2 separate regions of the Homo sapiens genome follow, and region 2 is linked to region 1. A link is a contact called in ENCODE Hi-C or POLR2A ChIA-PET data. All regions are on one chromosome and are shown on one strand. The core of a region is the stretch at or near the end of the contact, and the rest is flanking DNA. Distances in the headings are between cores, read along the strand shown. Region 1 overlaps MAP4K3-DT (MAP4K3 divergent transcript). Region 2 has its middle 26 kb from the start of TMEM178A.

Region 1 (5,502 bases), core at 57-2,556:
CAGATGAACATTGCACCTGGATGCCAGGCCAGGCTTTGGCAGTCTGTATGACCGACCCTGGGTAAGACAATTTAATTCTCTGAGACTAAAGGCCTCAGGACTAGACAGAAGACCTTCAAAAATTTAGAAATAGCTTCTAAATTACGGCCCAAAGGCCTACAGATTTGGAGCACTGGTCCAAACAGAAGGACCAGGGTTCTGCAGGCATGCCCTGAACACTCACTGAAGTTCTTCGTTGCAGAAAACTCCAGCAGCCAAGGTGGAACCTCTTGCCCAGGGCTGCAGTCCTAGAACTCTGTGGTCATGGGATGCAAGAACTGCATCTTTGCTCTCAGCCATTTCCAAGTAGGAGAAAGGGAAAGGAAGAAGATTCTATTTATGTAGTGCATTATATGCATTATTTTTTAAATTCTCACTTAACCCTAGTATCATTAGTCTCCTTTTGAAGATGAGAGAATTGAAGATCAAAGATGTGAAATAACTTGCCCCAATTCCCCCAGGTCTCATGGCTATAGAATGCTTGAACTGAAATTTCAGTTCATGTCTTCCAAGATCCAGGTGCCATGTTCTTTCCACAAAACCATTCAGAACTGGAAGTTTTGCTGTGGCCATCCTGAAGGCCTGGCTGTTTGGAAACCCTCCAGATACCCTCACCTCTCCCTGACATCCATCCCACACCTGTTCACCACTCTACTTCAGAATCTCACACACCCTGGGTCTTTCCTCCATCCCTGACCTCCAGCTGATCGCTCAGCTGAACTCATTTCTTATCCCTACAACTTCTTGACTCCCAGTAATTAAAATACATCAGCTGCCACTTCTCCTGGGCTGAGGAGGATGTTTCTGGCCCACAACTACTCCAGCCACTGACTTCAAGATCAAGTCAGCTGGGTCCTGGAAAACTCAGTGTATCCCTAAGGATTTCCATGAATTGAGAATCTCTAAATGAATGCTTAAGAGGCATTTGTGCACTTACTGATTCTAACCCACACATACACAAGCACATACACACAAACAAATATGCACACACAATACACATACACATACACACACAGAGATCTCTTCTCAACTCAGGGCAGAGATATAGAAAACCCTCAGGGAGAAACCAGTGCCCTTCTATTAGGAGATGACACATCAAACTTCAACTTCCTAACAATAGTGATTATTCTGGGATGCTGGGCACCCCCTAGTGGGAGTAATGGAGAGAGAAGACAGACTGTTTTGGTGCTGTTCTCAGTAACCCATTCCACCCACAACTTCCTGCCCCTTCGCTGCCTTCTCTTTCCAGCCCATCTCACTGTTCTTGGAATGATTCATTCTTCCCACGATGATTGGGCCTTTTGCCCCATAAAACCCTCCCTCTCTTTACAGACATAATGGACTAAAACTAAGCAGAAGGCAACTCAGGCAGAACAGCAGGAAAAACTTCCTATGGGGAGAGCGATTAAAATCTGAAATGACCTTACAAGGCAAACTAAGTAAGACCTAACTGCACTGGGCAGAACAATAGAGAATATCTCAGAAAGATATTCTTGGAGATGAAGAGGATGAGGGAAAAGCTATTTCCCTGATTTCATATATTAATGCCCCCATCCAACACTCTCAGACTGATTTCATGACAATATAAATGCCCTGTGCTACATCTAACCCCTTTTAAGACCAAGAGAACACCCAACATTTATACATTTGAAATAAACAGATGAAGCCTGTCCCAGCAGAGTGGCAGCTCATCCATGAACTGGGCACTATGTAGTACTGTGGGACATTCTGAACATTTGTGTACTAATACCCACTCTTTTCAAGGCCACTGCCATAGCTCCCCACGACGGGATGAGTCCTACTATACTGTAAACAATAAAGTGTTTTCTGAGTGTTTACGTTATACCAGGCTCAAGATTCGTAAGCATTTTTAAGACATGCGCACATCTAGTTCAGTCCCTTCTCCAAACAAGGGCCTTAATAAAAGATAGGGAGAGTAACATATTTAAGTGCATGCGCAAAGAATCCTTCTGGGCATATTCACAGTTCTTATTTTAGTTAAGTATTTGATAACTTGTTCACTGGGTAAGGGGCCAGCCAGTCTCATCTTGGGGACCAGTGCCTGTCTCTAGTAGATGTGACAATTATACAGCACCCACCTTCATGCAGAGCTTTGGTTGTTATGATCTTATTCCTTCCTAGATTTGAGTCATCAGCTCATTAGTGCCCATTCAACTTAGCCTTCCTCTGATGAATCCTCTAAAACCTTGCTCATAATTTTACCGATACCAGCACAGGATTTTCTCTGCTATGCCTCCTGCTTCATCTGGAGCCTAGTGACTTGGAGAGTCTAATCTCACAACTGCTTACAATGTTAATCCCTTTCATCTCTTCTTTTAGAACCATGTGGTGATGTTCATCTTTCTGACAACCAAGAACCTTGGAAGAATCTCTCGCCTCAGGCGCTCCTATTTTTGTGCCTAGCTCGGCCGCCTTCCAAATCACCAGAGGCATCATAGAATGCAACTGTCTGTGGAGGGTTGGAGGACGAATTGGACACAAATTCATTGGACGGCTGAAGGAAAAAAGAAAGGTCAAGGATGCTCCAGCTTGGCCAGCCTCGCAGGCCTGACAGCAGAAGCTGGAATTCTTTCTTTTATAACTTGGGCTTGAATTAAAGGCATTTTTTTTTAGTCCAGAGACCTTTGGCCTTCACTCCAAACAGAACACTCAGTGGGGTGGAGCAAGGCTGTCTGTTGGCAGGAAGGGCATGCTGACCTCTGGCCCTAATGCCTTCCCTAACCTGGAAAGACATAAAAGCTGTGGTGAGTTAGCTGAGCCACCTGGAGGGCTCTGTCAGTATGTAGAATGTTCTAAATCATGTAAGGGGCCCTGCCTTTGTAAAGAAGAGTGGTGATGTGTTTATGGGCTCAGAGAAGAAAACATATGGAGAGAAAATGAGAATTAAGAAGAATAAACCTAACTAGTGGCTGCTTTGGGTGTCTAGAAGACAAGTAAAACTCAGAAAAGAGGCCCCAGTTCTGAGAGGCAGAGATAAGGGAACTTCCAGTACATCTGTCTCTATTTTCAGAAGAGATAAAAACCAAATCATAAATCTAAAGATGAAGGTACATTCATCTGGGGAGAGGACTAAACAAGCTGTTATATTTCAAACAGCTATTAGGATTGCAAAAATGAACACTTTTAACTTGCTAGTGGAAGCATTTCTTTCCTGCAAGTCACCTTGGATCAGATTAGACAACAAAGAGAAGATAACAAAAAATTATTTTTTTGTGCAGGCTAAGAAGCATTAATTTAGGCTCTTTGTACTAAGCTAGATTCCCGTCCTGGATGCTTTCCAAGAAAAAGCAAAAAGTGAGCAACCAGAGCAGTTATGGGAAATTCAAGTGTGTGCTTTGTTGGGAAGGATGAGAACGGGGGGTTCCGCTGGCCCAGAGCTGCAAACGAAATCAATGGTCTGCAGCTTGGGAGGTGACCAGAGGACCCAGGCCACTGGATCAGGCGCTCAGAGAGCCAGCATGAGCCTTCAAGGCAGTGCTTGTGGGCAGGAGGACAGGTCTGAGCTTCCTGCCAGTGCCTATGGCAAGTTGGATATGTATTTGCCAGTATCCCCAAGGGAAGGGGTTCTGTGCCAGCTGGAGCTCTCTCAGGAAAGACAGGTAGCTCTCAGATGAAGTCCAAGGAAACCAGGTGAGGGCTTGAATTGTGGCCAGCGAAGCAGGGTGTCTAACACCTGAGGAGGCCAGATGGGGGTCAGGAGCATTCAGGCAGGGAAGAAGGGGTGTGACATGCCCATGAAAGGTGGGTGTGGGCATTCCAGGGCCTAGATAATGTTTATGGAAGAGGTTTCTATCACAACACAATACAAGGCACTCTTGCTGTCCTAAAACCTTTTCTCCAGCTGAGTTTCTGACTCTTTTAAAGCCACAATGTAGGCCAGACATGGTGGCTCACGCCTGTAATCCCAGCACTTTGGGAGGCTGAGGCGGGCGGATCACCTGAGGTCAGGAGTTTGAGACCAGCCTGACCAACGTGGAGAAACCCTGTCTCCATTAAAAATACAAAATTAGCCAGGCATGGTGGCGCATGCCTGTAATCCCAGCTACTCGGGAGGCTGAAGCAGGAGAATCACTTGAACCTGGGAGGTGGAGGTTGTGGTGAGCTGAGTTTGTGCCATTGCACTCCAGCCTGGGCAACAAAGAGCGAAACTCCATCTAAAAAAAAAAAAAAAAAAAAAAAAAGCCACAATATAAGGACATTCTCAGGAACATTGAAGCTAAGAGGCCATAGATTGAATAAGATGGCCAAATATGCCACACGGAGCCAAAGAAGCAAGGCAAGCCTCTGCAGAGTCCCATTTGACGTGAAGAGGCAGATAACCAATGTTTCCGAATCATAGTAACTGAAGTTAAAGGAATGACTCCAGGTCATCACTACGTTGATTTCCTTTCCCTCACTTCTGGGAAGGTCTTAAACCCCTCTACAGTGTCTTTCCACCATTTATTTCCCCCCTTGCTTTCTTCCACTTATTCCCAGTGGTGAGCAGGGGCCAGTTTATACCACCTCCCAACTCTGTGTTCAGTAATTTACAATCAGCCGCGATGGGAGTGTTTATGCCTTAGAAATTGGAAAATGCTGCAAATCAGAGCTTTCTGTTTTTTTTCTGGAGAGCCAGTTGTTAAACAGCTCCCAGTACATCCTGCCTGTGACTGAGAGTTTTTGCATGGGAGGAAGAGGCCGTGTACTGAGGCGGACAATGTTAGAAGTCTGGGGATGGGAACAGAGAAGCCCAAAGTGCTGGGTGGGAAGTGGTGAATTGCCAAAATTGGTTCTGCCTCCCTCACGGACACACACACCCCAGCCCCAGCCCCAGCCTTGGGTTCAGTATTTAACAGTCATTCAGTAAGAAGCTGTTCCATATCTACAGGGATGTGGAGGCAGCTTTCTATTGATTTGGAGGGCTGGATACCTTCCTGCTCGAACATTTTTTGAGGTTTATGGTACAGAATACAATAACCTAGGTACACATAGTGTACATTCTGTGTATTAGGCTATTATACCATGCACCATATGTTGCATATTATCCATTTTCCTCTGTGGATTTAAAGGTTTCACATACATTCAATCTTGCTTTTCCTCTTCCAACCCCCCATGTAACAATGTGTGTTCCTCTTCCCCCAAACGTGCTTCCCGTTGACCTTTGGACTCAACATCTTGTCTATTTTTAAAATGTTCCTGAGCCAGATAATTATTACACCCTCTAAAGTAGAGTTCTTTGACTTTAATATACATAAAATCACCTGGGGAATCTTTTTCCAATGCAGGTTTGCATTCAGTTTTGACCCCATAACTCTCTCTCCCTTCTACTTCTTCAACTTTAAGAAGTTCCGACTATACCTCTGGAAGAAACAGCCTCTCACAAGAGATTGGACGAGGAATAGAAGTCTGAACCAAGCAACCAAATCTATACCCAGGTGGGGTTGGATTCCCTTTCAAGAATTT
Region 2 (5,621 bases), core at 1,339-3,838, 130 kb before region 1:
TGAGTATTTCTGTGGAACTGATTTTAGAAGTCAAAGAGTAAACACCTGCGAGAGAGCTCAGAGAACCCAGACTTTGGTGTTTTCACTTTAAGTAACTGTTCTGATTTTCATCATTCTTTTGTCACCAACTATGCCTCTATGCAGACAATCGCACACAAATCCAAGACAGATACAGTATAGATCGTGCAGTTAGGAATGGCACTAGAATAGAACCCATTGTGTGGGTTGGGGAGGGGTTATCTGGCATGCTCTGCAGGGTGACTCAGCCCTCACATCCATTGCCTCTAACCCTGCCAAAATCTGCATTCCTGCTGACAAGCCGCATCTGTGTGTACAATGAAACTTTTGACCCCACCAGCCTAGGGTTGCTTTAAATATACCAGCGAGGTCATGTCACAGTTAGTGTGCATTCATAAATGACTTTGTAATGAATAAAAACAAGAGAAGCTCAAACTTCCACTCTGCAAATATGTCAGACTCAGTCTCCATTTGGAACCAGGGAACATCAATCTCTCACCAGCCAGGCAAGGTTCTGCCCAGCGGGCTGCTCACCACTCTAGCATCTCTCAGCTCCCACAGTCCCAGCCCATGCATCTGAATTCCACCTCCTGGGAAAATGCTGGAACAAATCCCAACTTTCAGAGTTGTCTTTAGCTTCGAGAAAATATTTTCAGGGATCTAGTTGTATTTACTGAACATTCATGGACCAATTCCTAATGTGTCTAATTTTTTAGACCAACTATAATTCACCTGTTACATTTGGGCTTTTGGCTGTGCTATAATTTTCCTAAATTGAAATATTTCTTATGCTCAAAGATCTCCCTGGTGTTCAAAAGCAAAATTGGTTTCCTATAAAAACTTGTCGTCACTGTCATTAATTAACAGAAAGCAGAATGCCTCTGTGTGTTTACCTTCACAAAGTGTATCCATGCAATGCATTTCTTTCCCAGAGGCATAGTTTATTCCTATATACCAGAAATTAAGAGTGCATTAAAAAAATGCATGTCTTTCACCAGCAGGGAAGTTTTGAGAAGGAGACTACTGTATTTCATGAAAGGACACCAGACACAGGGGTGTGAAAATTAAATAGAGCCTCTCTCTATGAGAAAGTAAATTATGTTATATTGTTCACTTTATCTGAGACTACTTTTCTGTGGTTTGATCCAATTTGCCAAAGAATATATGGGCTGATCATTCAACCAGTTATTAGCTATTCATTGGCCAGCTTTGTGGTTGTTTGACTTGGTAGTAATTCAAGGTAGAACATGTGTATGTTTGTGTGTGTGTGTGTGTGTGTGTGTGTGTGAGATTTTATCACTAGTTGTAAATTCAAGGATTCATAGAAAGAGTTTAAAGTTAGAATTCTTTTAAAATGTGATATAAATATATATATGTGTGTGTGCGTATATATATATATATTCCATTGTGTGTGTATACATACATAAAGGAATATTATTCAACCATAAAAAGAAGTAAATTTGCAACAACATGAATGGACCTGGGAAACATTATGCTAAGTGAAATAAGCCAGATGCAGAAAGACAAATACTGCAAGCGCCCACCTGCATGTGGAATCTAAAATAAAACTCACAGAACCAGAGAGTAAAATGGTGATTGCCAAGGGCACAGGGTGAGGGAAGGAGGAGGAAATAGGGAGATGTTTGTCAAAGGGTATAAAGTTTCAGTTAGGTAAGATGAATGGGTCCTGGGGATCTAATGTACATCATGATGTCTGTGTTTAATACTGTAGTGTACACTTTAAATTTGCTAAAATGGTAGATCTTAAGTGTTCTTACCACAAATAAAAAGAAAAAGAGAATGGCAACTATGTGAGGTGATAGACATGCTAGCAGTTTCATTGTGGTAATCGTTTCACAACGTATGCATATATCAAAACATCAAGTTGCACATCTTGAATATGTACAATTCTGACTTGTCAATTACAGCTCAATAAAGCTGAAAAAAAGAATTCTTTTAAAGACTGGTGCTGGAAAGTGAGACTAAAACAAATGTTCTCTGTGTGGTTTATGTTTCAGTCAACATGATTTGAGTCATGAAATATCTAAACTCATGAGCCATTTTGTAATATTAGTTACAGTTCTATATGCATTAGATGATTTTAAGTCATAGTGACTTCTGGATATGCCCTTAAAGTCTGCAACCACATTTTATATTATTTTTCCCTCTGTGACCTTTATAACAAGGTTAGGGATGTAAGTAATGTTGATAAGTACTAGACATTTGATAAACACTTGCTGACTTTAATTAGAGATGATTTCTTCCCCCCACTACTTATGTTCTATGATAGAAAACATAAAATATTTTAACTTAAAAATTCTCAGAATCTTTCAGGCTCATCACTCAGAAGAAGCAGGAGGCACAGTGGGGCTGCAGTGGAAGGAAATAGCCTTGTTGGCAGTCCTCTTTTCTTTCCCCCTTCTGTTGAGAGCAGGCCAGAGCCAAACAGAGCAATGCCATGTGTCCTGGGAGCATTGAGTAACATCAATTCTATTAAACTGAAGATGGGACAGAGCCCAGACTCTGGCAGGCAGGCGGTCTGCTAGGGCCTTGGCAGCAAAGGGCAGATAGGCATGGGCACGGTGAACCAGACTATAAGCCAGGCCAGTTGCAAACTTTAAGGTCCTGCATCCAGTCTGACAGGTGCCACTCACTGTCCTGTAAAAGGGTAAAAAGACCTGCAAGATTCACTCCCTGCCACCTGCCCCCTGCTCCATCCCTGCCTGCACTCTGTGTTCACCAACCATTCATTTCAGCCCCAGTTTCAACCTTGTACCTCTGTCTACCTGTGCTTTTGGACAGCAAACCCATCATTTCACCTCTAGGCTCATGGTGTTTCTTCTCCTTCTTTGTTTTGTAATACTTAACTGCTTTTTTTTTTTTTTTTTTTTTTTTGAGACCGAGTCTCACTCCGTTGCCCAGGGTGGAGTGCAGTGGCACAAACTCGGCTCATTGCAACCTCCGCCTCCAGGGTTCAAGCAATTGTCCTGCCTCAGCCTCCCGAGTAGCTGGGACTACAGGTGCGCACCACCACGCCCAGCTAATTTTTGTATTTTTAGTAGAGATGGGGTTTCACCATGTGGGCCAGGCTGGTCTCAAACTCCTGGCCTCAAGTGATCTGCCTGTCTCGGCTTCCCAAGGTGCTGGGATTATAAGCGTGAGCCACCGCACCCAGCCCTTAACTGCTTTTCTAGAATCATGAGCACCGTGGCCCTCTTGCCTGTCTCCAGGACTTACTTCTGCAACTGGCTCCATAGGCAGCCCAAGCATTCAGTCCAACATTCCCAGCTTATAGTTTGCCCTTGATTCTGGAAACAGAAGGAGTCAGACTCAGTCTTACAGCATACTCCTCAAAGGACATAGTGAAGTCAGGCCTAATTGAGAATAGATACATGAAGCTTCTTCCCAAAAGGAGGACCACAGTGGCAAGGTATTCTTATGGCAGACTCAATTTTAGTGTCAGGAAGGAGGTTACTGGGTAGCACTGGGCAATAAAGGCCTGACACTGAGGAAGTGCTCAGGGACCTTGTCGCTGGACACCCAGGCTGGGAGCGTGAACAAATTCCAGAGGTAAGGTGACTATATAATACTTCCTGCCAGGATGGATTTTGTAACTGAGGAGGATATGTGGTTGGGATCATTTTAAGGTACAAGAAGTAAGTAACGTGGATGCCTCTTGGAGGACTCAGAGACTTACAAAATGACTATTTCTAGTATACTAGAGTAAGACAGACAGAAAAAGATCTTTTATTTCCCTTTTGGAACTCACAGGAGGTTCCAGGTTGGATGACAACTTTTTCAGTAGAGCAGGTAGTTCAAAGGAAATACTCAGGCTGTGGAGAACCCCTGCTGGTTTTGAGGTAACATTTGAATTCACGAACCAAAATCAAAAGGTGTCCTCCCAAAAGTGTGTGTCAGTAATTTCATTCTCCACACTGTGTAATCTGATTTGCCACTGTAAGTCAATGCAACAATCACAGCAGCAAATACTTAAATATGTGCTCCAAACCTGGATAATTGCCCAGGAGCAAAACGCATCCAAGGATACAATATACTGACATTTAATAAAAGTTTGAATTATATTTGCAACCTGCTGGGATTTAATTTTCTTGAGTTCAATATTTAATAAAACAATAGAAAATGATTACAAGTGTCTTGTGCCATTCAGAAACTACTGATTATGAGCCTGGTTCTGGGTCACGTTGCAAGAGATCAAATCCCAATTTACTAGTTGTCTGACCAACAAATTACTCAGTCTACCTGTCCCTCAGGTTTCTCACCAGTTAAACAGGGATTATAGTAGAATCTACTTAACATGACTGTTGTGAGGATTCATGAATTATTGCACAGGAAGACCTTAAACCACTGCCTGGCACATAATGAGTACTCAGTATAAGTTAGCTATGTTTATTATTTTTTAAAGTGGAACCAGCCTGCCCCCTCTTCTTGCTTTGTTTGCTTGCTTGTTTCAAGTAACTGTACAAAAATCTACGTTTTTCAAGTTTGTTTCCAATTTTCTTTCAAATAAACTCTTTTTAAGCAGAGGAGAATTCTACCAATTGCAGACTTCAGCAAGTAGAATTTGAAATTGTGTGGACTTAGAATATAAGCAAGGGTCTATCGGAACCAAACACCATCACAAAGAAAGCTGGCTTTAAGGCAAACTTTAAAATTGGCACAGACTTCTGGGTTCCAGATCTGACAGGATTTCCACAAAGCACAAGGTGAGAGACCTGATAAACAACGTAATGCAACAGTATTGCTATGTCTACTTCTGCCCTCTCCACTGTATGCCTCATAATAGCAAGAAAAATGTCACATTTGCTTTTTTATCCTGGGAGGCTAATTGAATGTCAAGAACCTAGAAGGCATTCAGGGATGCTGGTTGGTTGTTTAAATGAATGAAATTGGAGATGAACCATATACTTGCCATGGATCTAATAGTGCCTCCTTTCTTTACGTATCTAGCACTAGATCAGAGCAGAGCACTTGTGAAAATCATGCTAGCTGAAGACATGTTTTGCTTAATTTTTTTTGCAAAATTCTGTTGAGGGCTTTATTTTTATTCCTGGATCTTTAATTATTTAAGTAGAATATGATATAAAATGGAGAAGAATATATAATAATAATCATAGCTTTCATTTACTGAAAGTTTAAATGTACCAAGCACTGTGCTAAGCACAAAGCATTTAATCTTTATAGCGAGTCTGGGCTACAGCTATTACTATTGCACCAGTTTTACAGATGATGAAAATGGAGAACATAAAGATTGAGGGAGATTTCCCAAGATCACACAGCAAACAAGCAGCTAACACAGACACGGAACCCAGTTTTATCGATACCGAAAGGCCACTACACTGCTTTTAACCATCACAGTGCATTAAACTCTCTAATATCACAAAATAGCAGAGACTGGCCGGGTGCGGTGGCTCACAACTATAATCTCGGCACTTTAGGAAGCCAAAGTAGGTGGATCACTTGGAGTTAAAACCAGCCTGGGCAACATGGTGAAACCCTGTCTCTACAAAAAATACAAAAATTAGTTGGGCACGGTGGCTCACGCCTGTAATCCCAGCACTTTGGGAGGCCAAGGTGGGTGGATC

The links. Hi-C counts contacts between places; a loop is a spot of excess contacts on that map. ChIA-PET counts read pairs that join two places held with the same protein, here RNA polymerase II (POLR2A). Pooled maps may share reads with other maps.
Region 2: a map of PC-3 shows a loop between it and region 1 (4-fold over the local background). The contact joins two enhancer-like sites. A Hi-C loop is called at or near these places in 1 of 168 maps with a recorded cell type or tissue (PC-3) and 5 of 50 pooled maps. POLR2A ChIA-PET finds 5 or more read pairs at or near these places in 1 of 52 experiments (PC-9).

What each region holds. Positions count from the first base shown.
Region 1 is chr2:39,509,520-39,515,021 of GRCh38, reverse strand. The region is part of intron 3 of MAP4K3-DT (MAP4K3 divergent transcript); the gene reads right to left. Among named protein-coding and RNA genes, the nearest start is that of MAP4K3-DT, 75 kb to the right of the region's middle. RefSeq lists an enhancer at 2,620-2,914. Within about 2 kb of position 1,306, at least 22 of the 41 ENCODE cell types and tissues checked have a DNase peak (open chromatin) inside an H3K27ac peak, as active enhancers do.
Region 2 is chr2:39,637,188-39,642,808 of GRCh38, reverse strand. No RefSeq gene overlaps it. Among named protein-coding and RNA genes, the nearest start is that of TMEM178A, 26 kb to the left of the region's middle. Within about 2 kb of position 2,588, at least 3 of the 41 ENCODE cell types and tissues checked have a DNase peak (open chromatin) inside an H3K27ac peak, as active enhancers do.